2 separate regions of the Homo sapiens genome follow, and region 1 is linked to region 2. Evidence: chromatin contacts called from ENCODE Hi-C data. All regions are on one chromosome and are shown on one strand. Each heading gives the region's core, a stretch centred on a gene start or an enhancer-like site at or near the end of the contact. The rest is flanking DNA. Distances are from core to core; before and after follow the strand shown.

What was found. A loop is a pair of places that touch in the nucleus more often than their neighbours do. Pooled maps may share reads with other maps.
Region 1: a loop to region 2 is called in a pooled map, with 5 times the contacts of the local background. The contact joins the promoter of CFAP43 here to the enhancer-like site in region 2. A Hi-C loop is called at or near these places in 7 of 50 pooled maps.

What each region holds. Positions count from the first base shown.
Region 1 is chr10:104,229,902-104,235,657 of GRCh38, reverse strand. CFAP43 (cilia and flagella associated protein 43) reads left to right here and starts at 3,294. Exons shown (of 38, transcript NM_025145.7): 1 at 3,294-3,476; 2 at 4,815-5,068. The coding sequence starts at 3,412. RefSeq lists an enhancer at 3,173-3,467.
Region 2 is chr10:103,981,970-103,987,451 of GRCh38, reverse strand. All of the region lies in intron 1 of SLK (STE20 like kinase), which reads right to left. Among named protein-coding and RNA genes, the nearest start is that of SLK, 18 kb to the right of the region's middle. Within about 2 kb of position 3,876, at least 7 of the 41 ENCODE cell types and tissues checked have a DNase peak (open chromatin) inside an H3K27ac peak, as active enhancers do.

The DNA of each region.
Region 1 (5,756 bases), core at 2,045-4,544, 250 kb before region 2:
TTTCACATAGGCTCTTTTTAAATTAGCTTTGATGGAACTCTGCTCTATAGAAGTAATCTTAGACAAGACTTTGTAAAGCCAAGCTCGGCCATGTGTTTGTATCCTCAAATATCTATGAGTTGAGTAAATTCCTGTTCTCTTGAGGTCCCAAGATAACTTAGGACTCCTGGACCTGCCAGAAAGTGACATTCTTTACTTACCACAGGTCATTCTTTACTTACCTTTACAGGGACAGTTGCAGACAAGATCTGAGGCCAATTCTCCAAGTGGCTTTTATTGGCTTTACAAGTCAAGTTTGATTCCTTAAAGGAAAGCACACCATTCCAGTTAAAGCCGTGGTGAAATAACCAATTTATCCAATTGTGTTCTGCTACAAAAGAAAACAGATCCTTATTGCATGTATGCAAATAACTATATTGCCATAAATTAAGAATACTCACAAATAGTTTCCAAATTTTGGAAAAATCAGGTAGAGAGAAACAAATATACTCCAAATTTTGTTCACAGAAGTATACTCAATTGCTAAAAGCTGTAAATAGCTCAAAAGAAAAGTTTCCTTGACTCTGATATTCATGAACATTCCAGCTCTACATGAGGGTTCTGAAAGTTGTTTCCTCTATTCTAATGTTACAATTTCCAAAGTTATTGGAAACCTGCATTTGGGAACACCTGCTGGAGTTCTACAGTTGATTATAAACCACCTTCTAAAGAGGATTAGAACAAGAAAACAATTGTGGATGATAAAAAGTTTTAGGATAGCCACTATTAAAGCCACAATTGATAAGGAAACTTGGTTACCTATGTGGCACACAAAATTTTACATAACAATTATAATTATTAATAATCTACACTAAGTCATATTAGAATTATAAGAGTTTCTCATAACTTTGTAACATATACCAATAACACATTTATGCAAATATAGTCCAAAAAAAGCAAAAAACCATTTCATATTTGGCAATGCTTCCTATATGATTTTTATAGCAAATAAGCCAAATTTTACCTTTACATTAATGTGCTATTAATGTTAAACCCAATTTTTAATAAAACCTTATAGACATATTTACCCAATTTTAATGTTAACCATAAGGTAAGAGTCTTATAAACCTCGTATAACCCTTTACAATTGTGTGTGTGTGTGTGTGTGTGTGAAAGAGCAGATCAACTCTAAGAAAAACCTGTTGTGCTTTTATTCCAATGTTTAATTTATCGAAAAACTGAATAATACCCCTGTAACTTTAGCCAGTATGTTCACATACAGAATCTCTTACAATTAATTTTTATAAACCTTCCACAACTTATTTAAACCTTTAGTTTTTTTTTTTACTTAAAGCAATCCTTTAACACTTAAATGTAGGCAGAGAAAAATCCACATTCCCATTACTTCTTATAATCTTTCACCAAAAACACATTTTACTTTCTTTACACACCTTGCATGTAAAACTGTTTCTTTAGTAGTTTTAATTACATGTTATAATGTTAACTTTTTGCAACTTTTATTTTTGGTGAAAACCTTGGTAAGTAAGAGATTTTAATTGTGTACTAGGTGTGGAGCCTAGCCTAGGACACAACAGGCAGAAGTGCAGATAACAGCTGACTCTCTAGCATAGCTAGAGGGCATAGCTAACTCCACATGTCCACAGGGCTCACCCTTACTTAAGCAGGCAAGTTGTACAGTAAGAGTCATAGGGCATTGTATGAAGCATTTAGGAGGCCTAACAATCCGTGAATTGTACAACATTTCTTGCATAAAATCACTTTCATAAATCCTTTCACAACTTACACAGACCATCTGAGACCATGTGGATATCTAGCCCAACTCCCTGGATCCCACCAGTCTCTAAGTTCCAAGAAGGAAGAAACTTTATTTGTTTTTCTATTTTTTCCAAGTGACTAGCACATGCATGAATGCATGCGGGATGCTCTGTAAATATTTGTGAAAGAAATGGAGAGAAGAAAGCAAGACAGGAAGGAAAGACCTAAAGAAAGGAAGGGAAGGGTAGAGAAGGGAAGACGACTGAAGGGAAAGGAAGAAGGGTAAGGGAGGGAGTCTAAGGGAAGGTATGGGAGAGAAGAAGGAATGACAAGCTGCCGACCATTCAATCAGGTTACTTCCAGAGCTGTCTGCTTCCCTGAGGAAGCAAGAGGGTACATTTCAAAGTGTTATATGGTACTTAAGGGCTTGGAGCTCTAAATTAGCTAGACCTGCGTTTAAGTCCCACTCAGGGCTGGGCAAGGTGGCTCACGCCTGTAATCGCAGCACTCTGGGAGGCCAAGGCGGGCGAATCACTTGAGGTCAAGAATTTGAAACCAGCCTGGTCATCATGGTGAAAACCCGTCTCTACTAAAAATACAAAAAATTAGCTGGGCATGGTAGCACGTGCCTGTAATCTCAGCTACTTGGGAGGCTGAGGCAGGAGAATCGCTTGAACCCAGGAGATGGAGGTTGCAGTGAGCCAAGATCAAGCCACTGCCCTCCAGCCTGGGCAACGGAGTGAGACCCTATCTCAAAAATAAATAAATAAATAATATAAATAAATAAAGTCCCACTCAACTTTGTAGCCATGGACAAATTATGTGCTTCTCTTTTCCTCACGTTACTTATCTGTAAAATGGGGCTGATGGGAGATGTGAAGACGTTGCAACAATGTTTGGCACAGTCAGCACTCTAAATGAAAGTCTGTTTAGAAATTTATTGATTTTTAAAAATAATTATTTATTTAGAGACAGGTCTCGCTCTGTCGCCCAGGCTGGAGTGCTGTGGCGTCATCCCAGCTCACCGCAGCCTTGAACTCCTGGGCTCAAGCGATCCTCCCACTTCAGTCTCCCAAGTAGCTGGGACTACAGGCGTGCACCACCATGCCCGGCTGCTTTTTAAATTTTTTTGTAGAGATGCGGCACGGGCGCGGCAGGTTTCGCTATGTCTTCCAGGCTGGTCTTCAACTCCTAGCCTCAAGCGATCCTCCCGCTCTGACCTTCGAAAGCGCGGAGATTGTAGGCATGAGTCTTACTTGCAATTATTGGCCCGGACCTGGGGAAATTTGTTAAAATGCAGATTCTGATTGAGTAGATCTGGTGTGGGAGCCAAGTTTCTGCATTTATAACAAGCTTCCCAGGTAGCACCAATGTTGCTGGTAAACAGACCACACTTTGAACAGCAAGGGGCCCGCCCCTCGCTTGGCTTGCCGCTCACCCATTGGCCGAGAGCGGCAGACCTTCCACCAATCTGCTCGGCTCAGAAGGGAGCGGGCCAAAGCGCAGAGCCAATGGGCGCGGGGCTTACGGTCTCCGGGATACGGGTGTACACAGCAGCGGCGTCGCGGCCCGCAGCCCCGCGGCGGCGGAAAGGTAACCGACCCGCCCTGGGGTGCTGCGTGCGCTGCCTGCTCCCGCCTGAGGAAAACACTGCCCATGGCGCAAGGCCGGGAGCGCGACGAAGGCCCCCACTCCGCCGGCGGCGCGTCCTTGTCCGTGAGGTGCGGTGTTCACGGCCCCGCGACCGATCTGGGTCTCGCGGAACCTCCTGCCCCAAGTCCCCTCCTCCCTCCTCTCCCTCCGGTTCCTTAGGGCGGCTTTCCCCGCAGCTTCGACCTCTTCCCCTCTGCCCCCAGTGCCTTCCCTCAGCCTCCCTCCCCGTGTGACCTCCCCTGTCCGCTCCCCATCCCCTTGTTCCTTGACCCCGTCCCCAGTTGTCTTTCCCACTCCTTATTCTGCGACCCTGACCCTCCGTCTCTTACCCAGCAACGTCCCCTGCACCCTTCATCTCTTCCTTCTAGCTCAGGATTCCCGCTAGTGATCCGGGTCTTCTGATCACATCCCCCTCCCCCTCCACCTGGCGACAGCCCGGATCCCGTCCTTGCTACCTTTGGTGATTTTCCCCAAAGTTAGGTCCCTGAATCCTTTCCTTCTAACTCCTATCCACTAGCTTTGGATTTATTTGCATTTATAGTAGCCTTTGAAAAGCATCAAGCACTGCGCAGATATAGGTGGCATTTTTTCCCCTACATTCTAGAGTGTTCCTCCCAGCCCCCACCTCCACTCTATACAGCATCCCCTGCTAGTCCTGGACACTCTAATGTCTCGAGGTTTCTCACCAAACCAGTGTCCTTCACTTGCCTTTTCCACCATCTTCAAGCATACCTTTAATATTTAAATAAAAATAGAATCTCCTTCATCTCCTCTCCTTTCTAGCATACACCTAGCACGCACTCCTTACTTGAGAGTATGTTCTTTTTGTGTGCTAGCCTTTCATTCACGTCGACTTCATTCCTTTTATTTTCTACGTTTATCTGTATTTTTAAATCTAAAATATGGCCACATACTCTTCATCTGTGTAAATAAGCAATTTTCCTACTCTGCTAACAACCACAAAGCAGGCTGTCCTATGCAAAGTTGTTTTTTAAAGTTTATTTAAAAAAATCAAACTAATTATAAAAGAATGGCCCAGGATGCCACTGTGTTGAGATCAAGCTCTTTTCTCTGTTATTTTCACTTTTTGTCTTCCAAGTATAGAAGACCCCAGAAGTCCTTCTGAGACTTTCTCAGGTTTGGTCAGAGAGTTTCCTTTGCTGAAAAAGTTATCTGAAGAAGGCCTGGGAGACCTACGGAACTTTAGGTCTACATTTAAATTTCTATAATTCATTGACTCAAATGGATCTCACAGCCAGCATGTGTGTTCTTTTATCTTAGAAATTGGGGGCAGAAAGGACATGAAAATAGAAATGTTTCAAAGATTTTGATGACCCTTTGCTTTGTTAAAAAAAAAAAAGTATTTGAAATGTATTATATTGATGTTGACATATCTTTTCCCAAAGATGGGTGCAAGGATTCCCTAAGCAGAATGTTCATTTTGTCAACGACAACACCATTTGCTACCCTTGTGGGAATTATGTAATATTTATTAATATTGAAACCAAGAAAAAGACTGTACTGCAGTGTAGTAATGGAATTGTGGGCGTCATGGCAACTAACATCCCCTGTGAAGTTGTGGCTTTTTCTGACCGGAAGCTAAAACCTCTCATCTACGTATACAGCTTTCCAGGATTGACCAGAAGGACCAAATTGAAAGGTATTCTAGAGAACCCTTCCTCTGCCCATAATTGAAGGATTTTGTTTAAAGAGTTGACTAAATCTATTATAAGTGAAGATTTATTTTTTGAAAGGTTTTTTTTGTTTGTTTTTTGTGTTTGTTTTGAGATGGAGTTTTGCCCTGTTGCCTAGGCTGGAGTGCAGTGGTGCGATCTTGGCTCACTGCAATCTCTGCCTCCCAGGTTCAAGTGATTCTCCTGCCTCAGCCTCCTGAGTAGCTGGGATTACAGGTGCGCACCACCACGCCCAGCTAATTTTTGTATTTTTAGTAGAGATGGGGTTTCACCATGTTGGTCAGGCTGTTCTCCAACTCCTGACCTAGTGATCCGCCTGCCTCACCCTCCCAAAGTGCTGAGATTACAGGCATGAGCCACCACGCCTGGCCCCATTTTTTTTTTTAATATACATTTTTAAAGAAGGAATCAAGCTGATCACTGAGGATTTAAATTATGTTAGCTAGAGCCTTGCTGTTCAAAGTGTGGTCTGTTTACCAGCAACATTGGTGCTACCTGGGAAGCTTGTTATAAATGCAGAAACTTGGCTCCCACATCAGAGCTACTCAATCAGAATCTGCATTTTAACAAAATTCCCAGGTGATTCATATGCACATTAAACTTTGAGAAGCACTGGGCTAGAAGACTATTGCCTTTTTCAGAGCAATGACTTTT
Region 2 (5,482 bases), core at 2,627-5,126:
ATCAGCCTAAATGTCACTTAACAGGAACCTGCTTAAATCATGCAGTACAGTTCTACAATGAAAAATGACGCAGCCACTAAAATTAATTGACTGATGTCCTGGAGATTTTAAAGATGTATCTTTTATACTTGTGAATGGGCTGGCATGAAGGAAGAAAAATAACTCACACTAGATAACCTCTAAAATTCCTCACAGTAACAAATTCTGTCATATATTGATTATACCAACAATGATATCATTTGGTTTAATATAAATAATAAAAGTTACATTAAAAGAATAGTGCCTCAAATTATTGCTTGAAAATAACATGATTACTCATCAGGATCTAGTTCTAAAAAACTTTAAAAAAACAAAACTGAAATAAATATTTACAAGTGTGTGACACTATTCTCTACACTAATATAACTGGGACATAAAGTATTTTTAAAAAAGAGCTTATCTACCTAATATCTAAAGGCATAAAAACTCTTCACATAGGCCAGGCGTGGTGGCTCATGCCTGTAATCCCAGCACTTTGGGAGGCCAAGGCGGGCGGATCACAAGGTCAGGAGTTCAAGACCAGCCTGGCCAACATGGTGAAACCCCATTCCTACTAAAAATACAAAATTAACCAGGCATGGTGGCGGATGCCTGTAATCCCAACTACTTGGGAGCCTGAGGCAGCAGAATTGCTTGAACCCAGGAGATAGAGGTTGCAGTGAGCCGAGATCGTGCCATTGCACTCCAGCCTGGGCAACAGACCAAGACTCTGTCTCAGGGAAAAAAAAAAAAAAAAAAAAAAAACTCTTCACATAAAGGCTTAATGAAATAACTAAACCCGGGGTTCCCCAACCACAGGGCCACAAACCAGTACCAGTCCACGGCCTGTTAGGAACCAGGCCGCATAGCAGGAGATGAGCAGCAGGCAAGTAAGCAAAGCTTCATCTGTATTCAGAGCCACTCCCCATTGCTCACAATACCACCTGAGCTCTGTCTCCTGTCAGATGAGCAGCAGCATTAGCTTCTCAGAGGAGCATGAACTCTATCGTGAACTGTGAACCCTATTGTGAACTGCGTATGTGAGGGATCTAGGTTGTGTGCTCCTTATGAGAATCTAACGCCTGATGATCTGTCACTGTCTCCCATCAGCCCAAGATGGGAACATTTAGTTGCAGGAAAACAAGCTCAGAGCTCCCACTAATTCTATATTATGGTGAGTTGTGTAATTATTTCATTATATATTACAATGTAGTAATAATACAAACAAAGTATACAATAAACATAACACACTTGAATTATCCCCAAAACATCCCCGCATCCAGTCTGTGGAAAAGTTGTCTTCCATGAAACCAGTCCCTGGTGCCAAAGAGGATGGGCACTACTGAACTAAACAAATGTTAAAAACAAAAATGGAATAACAAATCCCAATCTTAATTTAAAAATATAACTTCTGTTGATAAAAAGATTTCAAATATCAGTCATGATCACCTAAAATCACTGTTTTTATTTTCATGAATCATCAGTAGAGCTTGGCCACATTACATAAACAAATGAGGGATACTGGGAAACATAAGTTGTCTGAAAGTTCCATACTGGTTTCATATTCTAAAAAAATTACACCCTCATATTACTCTTGTTTGAACAGAAGGTATTCCCTGGGTGGTGAGTACAGGAATAATTTTTAAATCTTCATTTATTTTCTTTCTATATTTTTACATTTTCTAACATTATATAGTATTTCATAGTGAAGAATATATTTTAATAAAATTTTTAGCTGGAAACTGAAAGACCAGCACAGAAAACAGAGATGATTTCAGTCCCACAGAGGTGTTAGTCAATCAAAGGCAAACAAACAAACAAACAAAAAATATGTAAGATAAATACAAAAGGAATCTAAAAAACAAGGAATAAAAAGAAAAAATAATCACTGGGACTGATTCTATCAATCTGGTTGATTTCATCTCAAGGCTGAGGTATTCTTCCCCCCACCAAAAGAAGAAGAGCCTAATTGTCCAGTGTGTAAGAACATTTAACCATAAAATGTAAAAACTAAACAACTCAAATTGTTCACGAACAACTCAAAATGTTCATGAACATCCACTACAAGGCACTGGTCCAAGCTGCAGAAAACACAAAGACAAACAACACCCCAGCGAAATGTGCTCTAGAAAAGAAACGTAATACAGCCGTCCCCTCTATCCCCAGGGAATACATCCCAAGACCCCCAGAGGATGCTGGAAACCTTGGATAGTACTAAACCCTATGTATACTATGTTTTTTCCTTGCATACATACTTATGATAAAGTTTAATTTATAAATTAGGCACGGTAAGAGACTAACAACAATAATAATAAAATAGAACAACTGTAACAATATACTATCATAAAAATTATGTGAATGATGTCTCTCAATACATCTTACTGTACTGTACTCACCTATTTTCAGACTGCAGGTAAATAAAACCATGGAAAGTGAAACCTCGGATAAGGGGGAACTACTGCATAAAAATCTATTAAAAATCTTGGTCAAATCTTGACCAAAAGAGTTGATCTGCTGAAATCCATTCATTCTTCCAACAAATACTTACTGAGTGCCTTCTATATGTTAGGTTACTGTTCTAGATGCTGACAATGTGCAAATATGCAAAATCTCTCTGTGCTGGGGTACTTACAATTTTGGGGAGTGGACAGTCAACAAATAAATCAGTATATTAGCAATTAGTACTGTGGGAAAAAGTAAACTAATAAGAAAGATGAGAAGGCTGAGCGCGGTGGCTCATGCCTGGAATCCCAGCACTTTGGAAGGACGAGGTGGGCAGATCACTTGGGCCCAAGAGTTCGAGACCAGCATGGACAAATGGCGAAATACTGTCTCTACCAAAAAATACAAAAATTAGCACGGTGTGGTGGTGCACGCCTGTAATCCCAGCTACTCAGGAGGCTCAGGCACAAGAATCACTTGAACCCAGGAGGGAGAGGTTGCAGTGAGCCAAGATTGCACCATTGCGCTCCAGCATGGTTGACAGACTGAGACTCTGTCTCAAAAAACATAAAATAAGATGAGGAAATGGGGTATGAGAGCACACAGGCCAGAGTTTACAACTTAAATAGGGTAGTTAAGTTAGGTCTAACCGAGGTGATATTTGAGCATATTAATATCAATAAAATTCAATGATTATTTTAATGTTTTTACCTATATAAATTGGAAATATTAGTATTTTGCAAAGAAATCAGTAAGAAAAATCTCAAATTATTTCAAGTATGTTATCGTATATAGTAATATCCATCGTGCTATTAGAAGAGGCACTGTTCTCTGCACTTTCCATTTAGTAACTTATTTAATCCTTGTATCAGTTAGGGTCCAGACAGGAGGAAAATCACATTGATTATTTTAATAGAGAAATTTAATAAAAACAATGACTAACTCTGTTGCCAACTGAAAAAATAATACAAAGGATCAGGGAGGTAACAACTACAGGCAAAAGCTACCACCCCTAGGACTATGGGAACAAAGGGAAAAGATTGGAATTATTAAAATTCAGAAGCTTGGAGGAAGGGTTCCACAGAGCTGAAACTCAGACGGACCTCTGAGGACAGAGTGCTGCTCAGCTGGTGCTGTTGTCTCTGAAGAGGGGTCCTGTGAGACTGCGACCCAAACTTTTGAGGAACAGGGTACCAGCCAACTGGTGCTGGTGTTATGAAGGGTTATGATGAGGTTAGTTCTGTGAGTGTTGGAAAAACTACAAACTGTATTCAACAGCTGCTACAGAAAGAAACTGCTGATGCTGGAGCAAAAAAAAAAAAAACCTCTACAAGGGTGATGGTCAAAGTAACAAGCAGACAGGAAGTTCACAGGAAACAAGACAAAGGTGTAAGTCATTTCTTCCTCCTTCTCCTTGCAGCCTCCCTCTAGTGCCCTATACTTTTGAAACAGAAATGAGCTGCTAGCAAGGCAGAAATGTGATCTGCAGTCTTTGAACCAGCATCACAAAGCATAGAAGGGCGTATTTGGAACTGAGATTAAGAACTGGCATAATCCTTCAAAACCTATGAGCAACACAGATGGGAGAGCTAAGGTACAGAGTAGAGTAAACGTTTGGGTAATAAATATCCAAAGTTCCAAAAAGCTATTAAGTGAAGAGAGAGGAAACCGCACTGAAGGAAGCATATACTTTTAGACTGTTCATACTGTTATCTGTTTTAAATTACATGCAAATTATGGTGATCTTTTCAGTCCTGCTAAGATTTTGGTAGGAACAAGTATCAATATTAAAAAAGAATAAAATCATTCATCATCATTTAGCAAACACACAGAGTTAATTCTCATTATTTGTGGTAGTTATGTTTTATAAAATCACTGCAAGCACTGAATTAGCGACTACTGAAACATTGTTCATAGGGAAAACCATGCACATACACACACCCCTCACATAGATTATTATATTCTTAAATCCTGAAAACAATTCATCCAGGGAGATTCTCCTTTCTTTATTTTACAAAAGAGAAATGAGGTGTATAAGTGTTAAGTGACTTGCGGAAGGCCATCCCAAAAACAGATGTCAGACTTGGGATTCAAACCCTATCCAACTGGCCCCCACAGCCAGACCTTCTTGCACTTCACTACACTGCCCTCTGCTGTCTCCGTCCTCTGGTCATCTCTTCATGAGAGGTGAAATCAAGGCAGTGTCACCTTGTTCAAGTTTAGCTGGGAATGTGCTTGCTAGAGGAGTCAAATTTTTTTGCAGCTTTGCGCATACACACAAATAACCAAGTAAGTGCCGCAAGTATAGATTTTAGGACTACAAGTAAACTTTAACAAGTAGGCAAATTCACAAATACAAAATCTGCAAATAATGAGGATCGACTGTACATATTCTTTCTGTAATTTCTGTAAAATATTACAGAAATTCCAAGGATTATGTCATTTCCTGAAATCTGCAAAAGAGAAAGAAATATACTTTATATTCTCCTTATATTTTCTTCACATTCCCAAACTCTATTTTATTTATATTGTTCTGGTTAGGTATTCAAAATTTAGTCACTGGTCAGTCAAAATATAGCAACAAAATGGTGTCAGTAATAAGTTAAATTTGGCTAAGTCTGCAGTTTCCAAAATGTTTTACCAATTCTCAGATCACACAGTTTTCCTGCTTATTGCAAGGACTTATTGACTCTGAGCAGCATGAATATGCAGAAACAAACACAACTGTGTAATAAAGAAGCTGAGGAAATGTGCATAGATTGCATAGTTGGAAAAGATGAAAAACAGAACACAAAAAGACAATTTCAAAAATATATTTTAAAATAAGACAAAAAATGTACCACGTCTGGAAATTAATTCAAGAAAAATAAAGACTTTTAAATAGTAAGGAAAACAATCCCATTTACGATAGCATCAAAGAGAATAAAACACTTGGGAATTAACTTAACCAAGGAGATGAAAGACTTGTACAATGAAAACTAAAAAATCAATGCTGGAAGAAATCAAAGACATAAATAAAAAC